2 separate regions of the Homo sapiens genome follow, and region 2 is linked to region 1. A link is a contact called in ENCODE Hi-C or POLR2A ChIA-PET data. All regions are on one chromosome and are shown on one strand. Each heading gives the region's core, a stretch centred on a gene start or an enhancer-like site at or near the end of the contact. The rest is flanking DNA. Distances are from core to core; before and after follow the strand shown.

Region 1 (5,508 bases), core at 841-3,340:
ATGATTTAATGGCAATAAACTGGGGGGAGCTTAGCAAGGCCTGTTTGCTCGGATTCTTCGCTGCATCCCTGTGTCTTCAGAGATAAGGATACTCCTTTCCTTTGGGTATAGGTTGTACACTTTAAAGATGAGGGTGTTATAATCTACTTTAGAGGAAGGTCAGATAATTATTTATGGCCTGCTTCAGGAAAGAATGGCTGCAGAAGGTCAGAGAGACTTTCCTGCTTCTGCTGTTCCTCAAATGCCAAGGTGCCATATTTTGGGGTAGTGTATTCTGAACCCCATCACTCTCTCCCTCCCTTTCTCCCTCCTTCTCTGCCCTGCCCACTGAGCCCTGAGCCCTCCAGGTTCTCTGGGGACAGACTTTCCCAGGCATAGGAGGATTCGTTTTCCTGCATAGCATTATAAGCACCTGTCAATTTCACTATCTGGCTATAAGAACACAGAGCTATATTTGTTGAAAAATAGGAAGCTTGGGGTCAAGGATGAAAAAAGAGTGGAGCCTTATCCTAGGTCCTGTGGTGGCTGCTGTTTGGGTGCTCCAGGGGTCCCCCAGAAAGCCTCCCAGATCCTCTCCACCAATTGAAATGCTGAGGATGTCCTACATTTATTTGTTGCTTTCTTGGGGGTGAGTGGGTGCTTTAGAGGGGACCTTACAGCTTTTGCTGGCTTTCAGTATCATTTCCCTGTTCCTGTATCGCAGTGCTGGATTTATTTTCACAGAGAGGGCAGCCGTTCTCTGAATTCATGAGTGCCATGGATTTTAAGACAATGTTTTCTGAGAACGGCAAAATTATGGGGCCAGAAAACAGATAAATTGTTGCCAGGAAAGGGGAAGGGACTCATTACAAGAGCAACAGGAAGGAATTTGGTGCGTGGAAGTTGGGGGCGGTTGATAGAAGTATTCTCTCTCTTGATTGTGGTGGTAGTTACGTGACTGTGTGTATGTCTAAATCCATAATTTTACATCAGAAAGAGTGAATTTTACTGTGTATGACTTTATAACAATTATTTTAAAAAGTTTTTTTAAATGTCTACCTATTTAAAAACCGGGCTATAGATGTTTGAGTCAGTGCTTTTGTCTCAGGGCTATCAAAACGCAGTGTGGCCTGCTGGAAAGAGCACAAGGCTTGAGTCTGAGTCTGCCGTGATCCTCAGTTAGGCCTCTTACAGGCCGCATCTCCACATCTGTTAAGAAAAACACCACCACGACATAAGAGGATAATGAAAACTATCTCATGAAGCTGTGATGAAGATTTAAATAAAAGGATGCATCACGAAGTGAGAGACGCATACCTAGTAGAGGCTAATTTGTGTTAACTTTTGTTTCTATCACTCTTTCTGGCAGTCACAAGCATCTCTAAAATGCTTTTTGCATGCATAATGCTAGCAACAGCTATTTGTTTGTATGACTCAGTCTCCAGGCTTAACTTTCCCTTTTGCATAAGGAGTTTGGGGGTGCTTGAGATTGTTACATTTTCCTTTACATGTATAATATACTCACTTTTTGTCAAGAAGTAGACATGAGCAATGAGTTAGTGGAAGATACCCAGTCAGAGAAAGGTTTAACGAAGGAAAACTCCCGTTTGTATTCGGGTCCAGGATTTTAGACTACAGAAGGTATGGGGAAATGATAACAAGGGCCTCATTAGGAAGGTGCTTTTGTTTTCCTGCCTGTGTTTTCCGGGAGCCATTGAAGTCTGGGTACTTTGCATTTATCCTGTGGCTAAAATGTCTATTCGCTTTGCAGCTCTGGGTTGGTTTTGCTTTAGAACTCCGTGCTGGGTCTGACCATCCTATACTGGTTTCTCTACTGAAGCTTGATGCCCTGAAGGCAGTCAATTTCTTTTTGACCCAAATCTTCCATGAAAAATTACTGACTTCTTATAGAGGTCCACAGGAAGATGAGTTTTCAAAGCCTTTCCCGTGCTTATCTGGCCAACGTGGTGATGTGCATTCTGGTGATACTTTGTTATCACAAGGGCTTTGTCGTTGATCGACACCTTCCTGGGTCTACGGTCCTTGCCAGGCTGCTGAGCACCATTCCCCCATTTTACAGCTGGGCCCATTAAGGTGAAGCAATTTGCTTTGGACTTTGTTACAGAGGAAGTCAGCAACAGGGCTCAGTGCCAATCTTAGCATGAACTTCCTCGAATTGTAAGAGCCCTTTTCTTTTCCAGTTTCATGACAGCTCTCCTCCAAGCCTTTCTGAGGACTCTGGAAACTATCAGCTGCTGTTGGCCCTGGTTCGTAGATGTTACAGAAATTGAATGGGGGCCAGACAGGAGCCAGGGAAATCAGTGAGCCAGGCTTCCTCCGCTGTGAAGTGGCTCTTTTGTACGGGCTGTTCTGGCCATAATACCTGCGTAATTTTTTTCTTTCCTGTCTGCAACCTAGCCTGCGGGGTGCTTTCTGTTTCCATTGCTTTTTCTACATAATGGGCTCCCTGGACAGTACCACTCTCCCAGACTTCTCATCCCAGCTGCTTCCTTTCTGAGCCAGTAGCTCTCACCAAAGAGGCCAAAAGAGGACCTGGCAATGTTGAGTCATTGCGTGCAGTATGTGAGTAGCCAGTGTGTGAACACAGCTGCAGTGAACGGAATTAGCAATAAGACACAACGCAACCAGGTAGCCTCATTTGTTCAGATTGAGGTCTTCAAAAAGCATTTTAAGTTTACGGGTGGAAAGGTGTGATACCTTTCCTCAGCCATCATTAAGGGCTAACACTCCTATAACAAAAACAAGTTAACGAGAAAAACATAACACATTTATTTAATCAGAGTTTTACATGGCACAGGAGGCTTCAGAAATGAAGACCCAAAGACCCAGGAAAAACTATTTTTATGCTCAGATTTAATGCAGAATAGTCAGCTATGAAGGAATGTGATTGGACAAAATGGGTATGATCTAATGGTTATAGACTGGGGGGTGAGCGGACCAGCAAGCCCTGTCTGTTCAGATTCTTCTTGGACGCTCTGCATAGTATTTATTCCTCTTGGGTATGGGGCCGGACTCCTCTAAATGGAGGGCCTTCAAGGGAGAAGGAAGAGAGTGACCTTTCTAGGTTTTATGTTTGCTTTGAGGGAGAGGAGTCCTAGTTTCTAAGACTGGCTTTGAGGAAGAGGAATTCTGGTTTCTATGGCTTGCATCCAGGGAGAAAAAGGAGTGTGAGAGGGGAGGGCAAGAGAAGGCAGAGAGATCTTGCTTCTGAGGCCTTCCAATCTCCTTTGGTTCAAAGTACTCAGGCATACCAAAGTGTCACACTTAGGGGTATCATACTGTGAGCCACAACATAAATATCTCCATTCCTTTTTACTCAATTTCACATAAAAAAAGCTGGAAAAGGTGATCCACAATGAAGATGTTTGTCCTCCTTGTCTTAAACTGATTTCTATATCTAGAAATGTCTTTATTGGGCAAAAGTGCTTCCTCTTCAGCCATAATGGGTGCAGATCTGATTCTTTCTCTTCTCTGACACTTACTGGCCCTGGGACAGCTGGAAACTCACTTTGACTCTCCAAGGAGCACATCCCTAAATGTGTGATCTCTTGATATCTCTCCCACTTTTGAAAAGAACTGACAAGGGAAAAATGTTCACTTACCCATCAGCTGGTTTTGCTCTTTTTGTTTAATGTCTTTGGGGAGAAAGCAAAGAGCTAGGACATGAAGAAAACTTCTATCTCCACTACATTTTGAAGTTTTGCAAACCCAGCCATCTTTCCCAAGAGCAGAGCAGTAGAAGCAACCAGGATGCAACCAGGGTTGGTAATTGGTTGGTTAATTAAAAAGTCAGAAAAGACAGAGAGTCATAAAAGATGATGCATGCGTATTTTAAACCTTTTTGTTTCTAGCTGAAAACATGCCCTCTCATTTGCTATTCATTCGATATAGGACCAAGTATTTCTGTTTGTAGAGCCTGCTGATTGGCTTTTCACATGACCCTCGTTGTGTAAACCTCACCTATCATGCATCATTAACAGTTTCCACTTTTGGTGTCTTTAAAGTGGGCTGGAAACGTTAAGAGCACTTGCAAAACAATTCTCAGCCTCCCCCTCTCTCTTAAATGTTATTGAATCTTTCCAAGGTTTCCAGCTTGCTTTTTATGGAAACAAGCACTTGTTTTCACATTAATATTTCATCGCTCTACATAGTATTTATTTAGATTGTATAATTAGGATATTTAAATATAACTGGCCTACAGAAGTGAAGAAACAAATGCAACTTGACCAATAGAAACAGAACTGCGCAGGCTTACCAGGACCCTGCCCCTGGCCTGGCCCTGGCCACTGAATTTGAGAGAGAAAGCAGAGTCCAGGGACAAGCTGGCAGGTGGCTAAGAGAGGTGTTTCTTCTGTTCAGTGAGCTGGCTCCTGCTTGTTCTCTCAGTTAATTACTGTCATCAGCTTGTCAGCCTCCTTCACCTGCCCAAGGGAAGGAAGGGGACTCCTCTGATCTGCTGGCTTCTCCTTCTTTCGGAATATGGTGGAACCTTGCTCCATGCTCCAGGGCCTCACGGTGGCCCTTTTTCCACTAATTAAAAATAGTTCAGCGCTTCTGAGGAAAACAACCTCAGGGCTCTTGGTGACGCCGTTCACCTTGGAAATTCCTTGTCATTCACTGGTGCAGTCTGAGGGATCGATAGCAGGATGGCGTCTGCCTGAATGGCAAGGACTCATTTTCTGCGTTTGTAACAGAGGAGGTGTTATCCAATGAATCCTCAGTGGTGTCCTGGGAGTAGCTGAGAATTTTTGTAATGTGGAAAATCAGATAGCACCCTGCCCCCTCATCACAGCTACAGTGCATTTGATTTCCCCACCACTGGGCAGCCAGGGCAGTTAAAGTCAAGAGCTTCCACTCCCCAGGAGCTTCCGGTCCCCCCATAAGCTGGTCGTGAGCTATTCCTGCCCTTCCTAACTAGGAGCAGGCAGGAGATGAACACTGGAGTTCCATGAAGCTCCTGTGTGAAATTATCTTACCTCTACCCAAGACTTACTGCACTGCCTTTTTCAGTGAATCGTTTAATGCCTTCCATTCTGAATATGCTGGTGTTTCTGCTTTGCCAGCCATTGGTCATTCCACACCCCCTCCTCCACCCGGCCCCCAGGTATTTCCTGGAACCATTGATTATGGCAGAGCAGATCTTATTTTGCTCATATGATTAGGAACCTCAGGCCAACAAGCTTGGGTAATAGTGAGAGAAAAGAAGAGTGGTCCTTTGCTCTTCTTTGTCTGAGTGCCTTTTGAGGGAAAGAGTAGATACCACCAACCATAGCATCTCTATCTCTTTCCAGCAAACTACAGGGGTGCCTGAGACTTTAGGGTGGGAAGCAAGCTCTCACTTGGAAGGGGTGACATCCAGAACCAGGATTAAACGCTGACATTTAAAAACAGTAACTATGGTAGTCTTAATAGTTGCACAGTTTACAGTGAAACACTTAGAGTTCAAATTTGTTTTACTATAAAGTGAACATGGATGGAGTTTGGGATTTGATTCTGTCTTCATAGTTT
Region 2 (5,508 bases), core at 1,064-3,563, 940 kb after region 1:
TCTTGGGGAAGGCCCTCATCTTGGTTGACAGAGAGCAGTCTTCTCCTCGTATCTTCACATGGCAGAGAGCAGAGAGATAGAAAGCAAGTTTTCTCCCGCCTTTTTCTAAGGGTACTAATCACATTCATGAGGACTCCACTCTAGTGACCTGATTACCTAATTGCTTCTTTAAGGCCCCACACTTTAATACCTTCACCTTGTGGGTTAGGATTTCAACAATATGAATTTTGGGGGGACACAAACATCCGTCCATTGGATGTTGATTAGATAGGAAGCAAAAGTTGGATTCAGTATGGTACAGTACTTTAAGATCCCATTTATTTTAAAATTTGTTTCAATTTATGCCATCTTCTTTTGTTGTTAATCTCTAAGAGATATAAGCTATTTAATTTTTTGTTATTGTTACCTAATAACACATACAGGAAACTGTAGAAATTAAGCATCAAATCAATGAATTTTCTAACAAGAAGATATCCGTGGAACTACCATCCAAATAATTCATTTTCCATGGATAAAGTACATTCAACTATGGAGTCTTTTTTTCTGTTTTGTGAGACGTTGATTCACCATATCTGAATTCCATGTATCTTTGAGCTACTTAAACTGATGCCAGAATTCCAGGCACAGCAACAAAACAAAAGAACCCAACTTCCGGTGAGCCTTGCAAATCCAAACTGCTTTTCAGTGATGGAAAATGCTATCTGATTAACATTTAAAACGAGTACTTTTGATACAAGAGATACATATACTTTTTTCCTTTTTTTTGGAAGCTCCTCCTATGAATTTACTTTACTATATCAACTTTTCACTGTATTCAACATATATGGACTGCAAAATAAATCAAGGTGGAAGGCCCTACATTAACAGTTGGGATAATAAATAGTATACTGTTATAATAATAGAGCATTACAAATGTTGCAGAAATGATGGTGATGACAGCTATATTTTACAAATCCAACTTTGTTTTTTTAGATAATCATTGGACTGGCATATGTCTCAGGCTAAAGGGAAACCAAGAGGTCCATGTGTGGGCAGAAACCAATTAAGTTGAGCACTCACTGAACTGCTTTCTCAGCCAGGATGGGGAACGACTGACTACAAATTAAGCTGTACACATGTTAGACTGAAAGAGTTTACAGGTAAATGTGGCCCAAGGCCACTGCCACGTCATTCGTTGGCCGGAACACTTGCAGTGGTAAAGTGAGACGGAGAAGCTATTTAATTCTTTGCAAGAGGAGATCTTTATACACTTTGGTGTGAAAGTAAAGAGGGAAAACTGGGCGTCCTATGCATGGCTGAGGACGGGAAGCCTGCCTACACCAGTGGTTCTCAACCCTAGCGCACTTCAGGAACTTCCTGGAGTTTAGAAAGAAGAAAAAAGAATACAGGTGCTCAAGACTCGCTCAAGACCAATTACTCATGTTAAACAAGATTTATGGGAGGCCATTGTTTTGGACTAACCTCCTGCACTAGGTCCTAGCAGACTAGACCAAACCAGAATGGAGTCACTTGTGCCAAGTGCCATGTAACCAAACTGAACTTTGAAACAGGCCCGTTTTCCCAAAAAACAGGAGATTGTAGTTAACCTGAGTCAGTACAATAACGAAGTCCAATCTGTTTTAACCCTATAAGGAAAGTAACTTTGAAATACCCACTCTTTGTTTTGTTCTTCAGCCTTTTTTTGCCCATAAAGCCAACCTCCTCTGCACAACTCATTGGAACACTCTATTTGCTTTATGAAATGATCTATTTCTCGATTCTAGATCCTAAATATAAGCCAATTAGATCTTTAAACTAAACTTGTAATTTTGTCTTCTGACACTCCCTATTACTGCAGGTGAAACCCAGGCATCAGAGCAAGTTTAAAACTCCCCAGCTGATTCTATTCTGCAGGAATGTTTGAGAACAAAGTTGGAGTCATTAACATGGCATCCCCCTTTGAGGAATGCTTCCAGGTCACAAACCTTCTACAAAAGGGCTGTCCCGGCAGCCTTGGGCAATTTCAGCTCCTAGGTCCGGAGTCAAGGGGCAGAACTTGGGTGATGGCGCTGACTTGAAGCAGCAATAGTTTAATAACTGACGTTCTCACGCACTTATCTCTGCAAATACCCCACAAAAGCCCTGAACCCAGAATGAAACTTAAGAGACCGTACAACCCGCTCCGCCTATAGGAACTGCCGCGGCACAGGCGCCAATGCCGAGGGCTGAATGCGCAGGCGCGGACCGGGGACTCGGGAGAAGGCGCATGCGTGGTCTTGAGGGCGGTGCTTCCGGTCAAAGCACCGCTTGGGGGCGGGGCCTGCGACACGCGGTGGGCGGGTCCTGAGTCGCGACCCTGGTCCGGACCTGACCTGAATTGCGACCCCAACCTGGACTGCTCCCCTGACCGCAACCCCTACCCCCGCCCACCAGTATGGCCCGGCACGTGTTCCTAACGGGGCCCCCAGGTAACCCTGAGGGGATCCCCACCTCCAAGAGGTCGAGGGGGTGGGGGCGCGCGGGCTGCGGGCGACCTTGTGCTGTCGGGGAGGGTCTCCGGCTCCAGGGCTCCGGCCTCTGAAGTTCCCAATTTAAATGGCGGGCTTGGTAGTCTGAAGAGTTTGTACTCCTTCCCGGAAAACGTGATTTAAAAGACACAGGGCCTAAAGGATTAGAACACACTTGTGAGGGGGTCCTAGACTGGCTTCTTGATGAAGGGCAGAAACCGCAGGGGCCAGCGGCAGCGGTAACTCCTACTGTAGTGTTGACGTTGTGGTCTGCACAAATGGTATTTCAAGAGATCTGCGGCAACCGCGATGTGAAGTGGAGATGTCTAATTTCTGTTGATAGTCACAGGTATTTCCTTACTGTGGGTCTTTGCTACATTGATCGTGCAAAAAAAAAATGGTAAATTTTAGTTGGAGGACAGCGAAACTGAAGTTGTAACCTTTCTTTCCCATCTAAGTTCATCCCCCCACCCCCATCCCCATCTCCATCCCCACGAATTCCCTCCACAGCTGAGGCCAGAGGTGGAGAAGCTTTGGTACCTACAGGAGCCCTTCTCAGACACTCTTGCTTGTTCCTGTCGCTGTCCCCTCCTGATGTCTGTCAGATCCCTCAACCCTGTGGCCTGTGGAGTTCTCATCTGAGAAGCAGGATAGCGTTGAGGTCAGATGAGAGGTGTAGGAGGAGGTGCTTTTAAACCAAGGCGCTACCCATGTATCAAGCATTACTAAAAAGGACAGGTAGGCTGCATCAGATAGGCTAAAAAAAGATAGATGGGCTAAGAGTGGAGAAAGTGATTTCTTCAGCTCCTTTGCAAGGCAAATCTAATTTTGAAGTTTAGTGTGGGTTCAGATATCAAAGGCTGTAACCCTGGATCTAGAATTCTCTTTCACTTTATTTTAATGATTATGTTTAGTTGTAAGTAGCAAAGGCTACAGCTAATATTGCAGACTTTGGGATTTTGTCAGGCATTGGATGGGGGAGTTGGGGAGCAGGGGGTGAGGAGGAGGAGGGTGGTTTGAGAAATGCCTGCTATCTAAAGTCACTCCTAAGTATTGCAAAGAACTGTTTTCTGAAAGTTGGTTTGTCAATCCTTTATTTGAAACTTGGAATGCAGTTTGATACTCAGCAGGCTGACCCCAAGACAACTGTGTGTTTTATTAATGGAGGTGTCCTGTTACCGTGATTGTATTGATGGTGGTTCTTGTTTCTGCTTTATCAAAGTCTTACCTACACGTAGTTGAAAGACTCAAATAATTCTACAGTGTAGCTCTCTTAAACCTGTCCTCAAACCCACGCACCTTTGTCTTTTCTCCTTCTCTTCTTAATGTAGTTACAGCGTAATTTTCATTAGTCAATGTTTACAGTATTATGGCCATGTAAAGACAATCACAACAGAGCCACATAGTAATCTATGATTTCTTTTCCATTTATTTATTTATTTTAGAGACAGGATCTTGCTTTGTCACCCAGGCTGGAGTGCAGTGAAACAGTTATAGCTCACTGCATTCTCAAACTCCTGGGCTTAAGTGATCCTCCCACTTCAACCTCCTGAATAGCTGGATCTACAAGCGCATGCCACCACACCCGGGTATTTTTTTTTTTTTGTAGAGACCTGTCTCTTGTTATGTTGCCCAGGCTGATCTCCAACTCCTAGCCTCAAGTGATCCTCCCATCTGGGCCTCCCAAAATACTGGGATTATAAGTGTGAGCCACCTTACCCATCTTTTTTTTCCCTCTTCTTATTGAGACAGGGCCTCTCTCTGTTGCCCAGGTTGGAGTGCAGTGGCACAATCTTGGCTCACTGCAACCTCCACCTTCCAGGCTCAAACCATCTTCCCACCTCAGCCTCCCTAGTAGCTAGTACTACAGGCATGCACCACCATGCCCTCTAATTTTTTTTTTTTCCTTTTACACATAACTTTTTTCCCCATTAGGAGTTATTGTCAGGTGTTTTTATTTGCCTAGTTTCTTTCTGTTTTCTCAATATGTTCAGACCATCAGGTAAAGTCTCCTCTCAAAGAGGTCACTTTTTGTTGCATATCCTCTTAGTGCCCCTGGCACTTAGCATTTTTTCCGATTTCCAACTGTCTGTACCCATGACTCATCTTGGAGGGCTTTCTCTGGTCCCTGGAGCCCACTTGGCCTGCAAACAGAGCAGGCCAGAAGAGCCAGGGAATTCCTGTGCCCTGGGATTAGCCTTCAACCTGTGATTGGTGAAAGTTAGTTGATAAATTCCCTACTTTCTCACTCCTCAGACAGGATAACTGAGCCACTTGCCCTGACTTGTCCCTTAGGATTCCCCAGGGGGTTGAAGCTCCAGCTGCCCCCAGTGGAACTTGCTTGACAGTGCACCTCATGCTGGTGTCCTTCCCTTCCCTTTCTGAATTTCTTCCCTGCCAGTCCATCATGTTGTCACTGCCCAGGTTAAACTACCTGCACTTGAATCTTTATCTGAGGATCTGCTTAGGGGAGAACCAGAACCAAAATAATTCCAGAGCTTTCTGATCTGTTTGTGCCTGGTATACAGCTATCATCTCGAGGTCTCCTGAAGCAGAGGTCATTTCTTATCCAGACAGCATTGGGGTAGCAGCTTAACTAATGAAGAAAAAATTAACTGAAAGAAGATTCCTAGAGCTGAAGAAGCCAAAAGGGACTTTGCCCAAATGCTTCCTATTTATTGCTCTACTATGTTCTACACAACATACAGTCCCCACAGTATACCCTTTGTGAACAGGAATAGTTACCGTTGCTCCATTTTATCTTTTTCAAAATATAAACGGCAATTTTTGTTAGGATAAGAGTAAGACCCATTCAGTATAAGAATTAAAAAAAACAAGAAAAGTTTAAGGAAGAAAGTGACAATCACAGGGAATTTGAACATCAGAAATCAACATTGTAAATCTTTGTTCTGTATTCTTCTTGACATTTTTTTTTTCTGTAGACACGTACTTGACCATTCTTTAAAAAAAACATAATGGAATGGTTTCTGCTATTAACCTGCTTTTTCCATATATTATTTTC

The links. Hi-C counts contacts between places; a loop is a spot of excess contacts on that map. ChIA-PET counts read pairs that join two places held with the same protein, here RNA polymerase II (POLR2A).
Region 2: a loop to region 1 is called in a map of endothelial cell of umbilical vein, with 4 times the contacts of the local background. The contact joins the promoter of NTPCR here to the enhancer-like site in region 1. A Hi-C loop is called at or near these places in 1 of 168 maps with a recorded cell type or tissue (endothelial cell of umbilical vein). POLR2A ChIA-PET finds 5 or more read pairs at or near these places in 1 of 52 experiments (activated naive CD4-positive, alpha-beta T cell).

The regions. Positions count from the first base shown.
Region 1 is chr1:232,010,766-232,016,273 of GRCh38, forward strand. All of the region lies in intron 11 of DISC1 (DISC1 scaffold protein), which reads left to right. All of the region lies in intron 14 of TSNAX-DISC1 (TSNAX-DISC1 readthrough (NMD candidate)), which reads left to right. Among named protein-coding and RNA genes, the nearest start is that of DISC1-IT1, 88 kb to the left of the region's middle. Within about 2 kb of position 2,091, at least 11 of the 41 ENCODE cell types and tissues checked have a DNase peak (open chromatin) inside an H3K27ac peak, as active enhancers do; they include endothelial cell of umbilical vein, where a contact is called at or near this core.
Region 2 is chr1:232,948,298-232,953,805 of GRCh38, forward strand. It overlaps NTPCR (nucleoside-triphosphatase, cancer-related), which reads left to right and starts at 2,314. Exons shown (of 5, transcript NM_032324.3): 1 at 2,314-2,447. The coding sequence starts at 2,414. It overlaps LOC107985361 (a long non-coding RNA gene), which reads right to left and starts at 3,252. Exons shown (of 2, transcript XR_001738525.2): 1 at 3,031-3,252; 2 at 1-2,859. RefSeq lists enhancers at 2,036-2,135, 2,048-2,589, 2,590-3,129, 4,258-4,757, 4,693-4,902.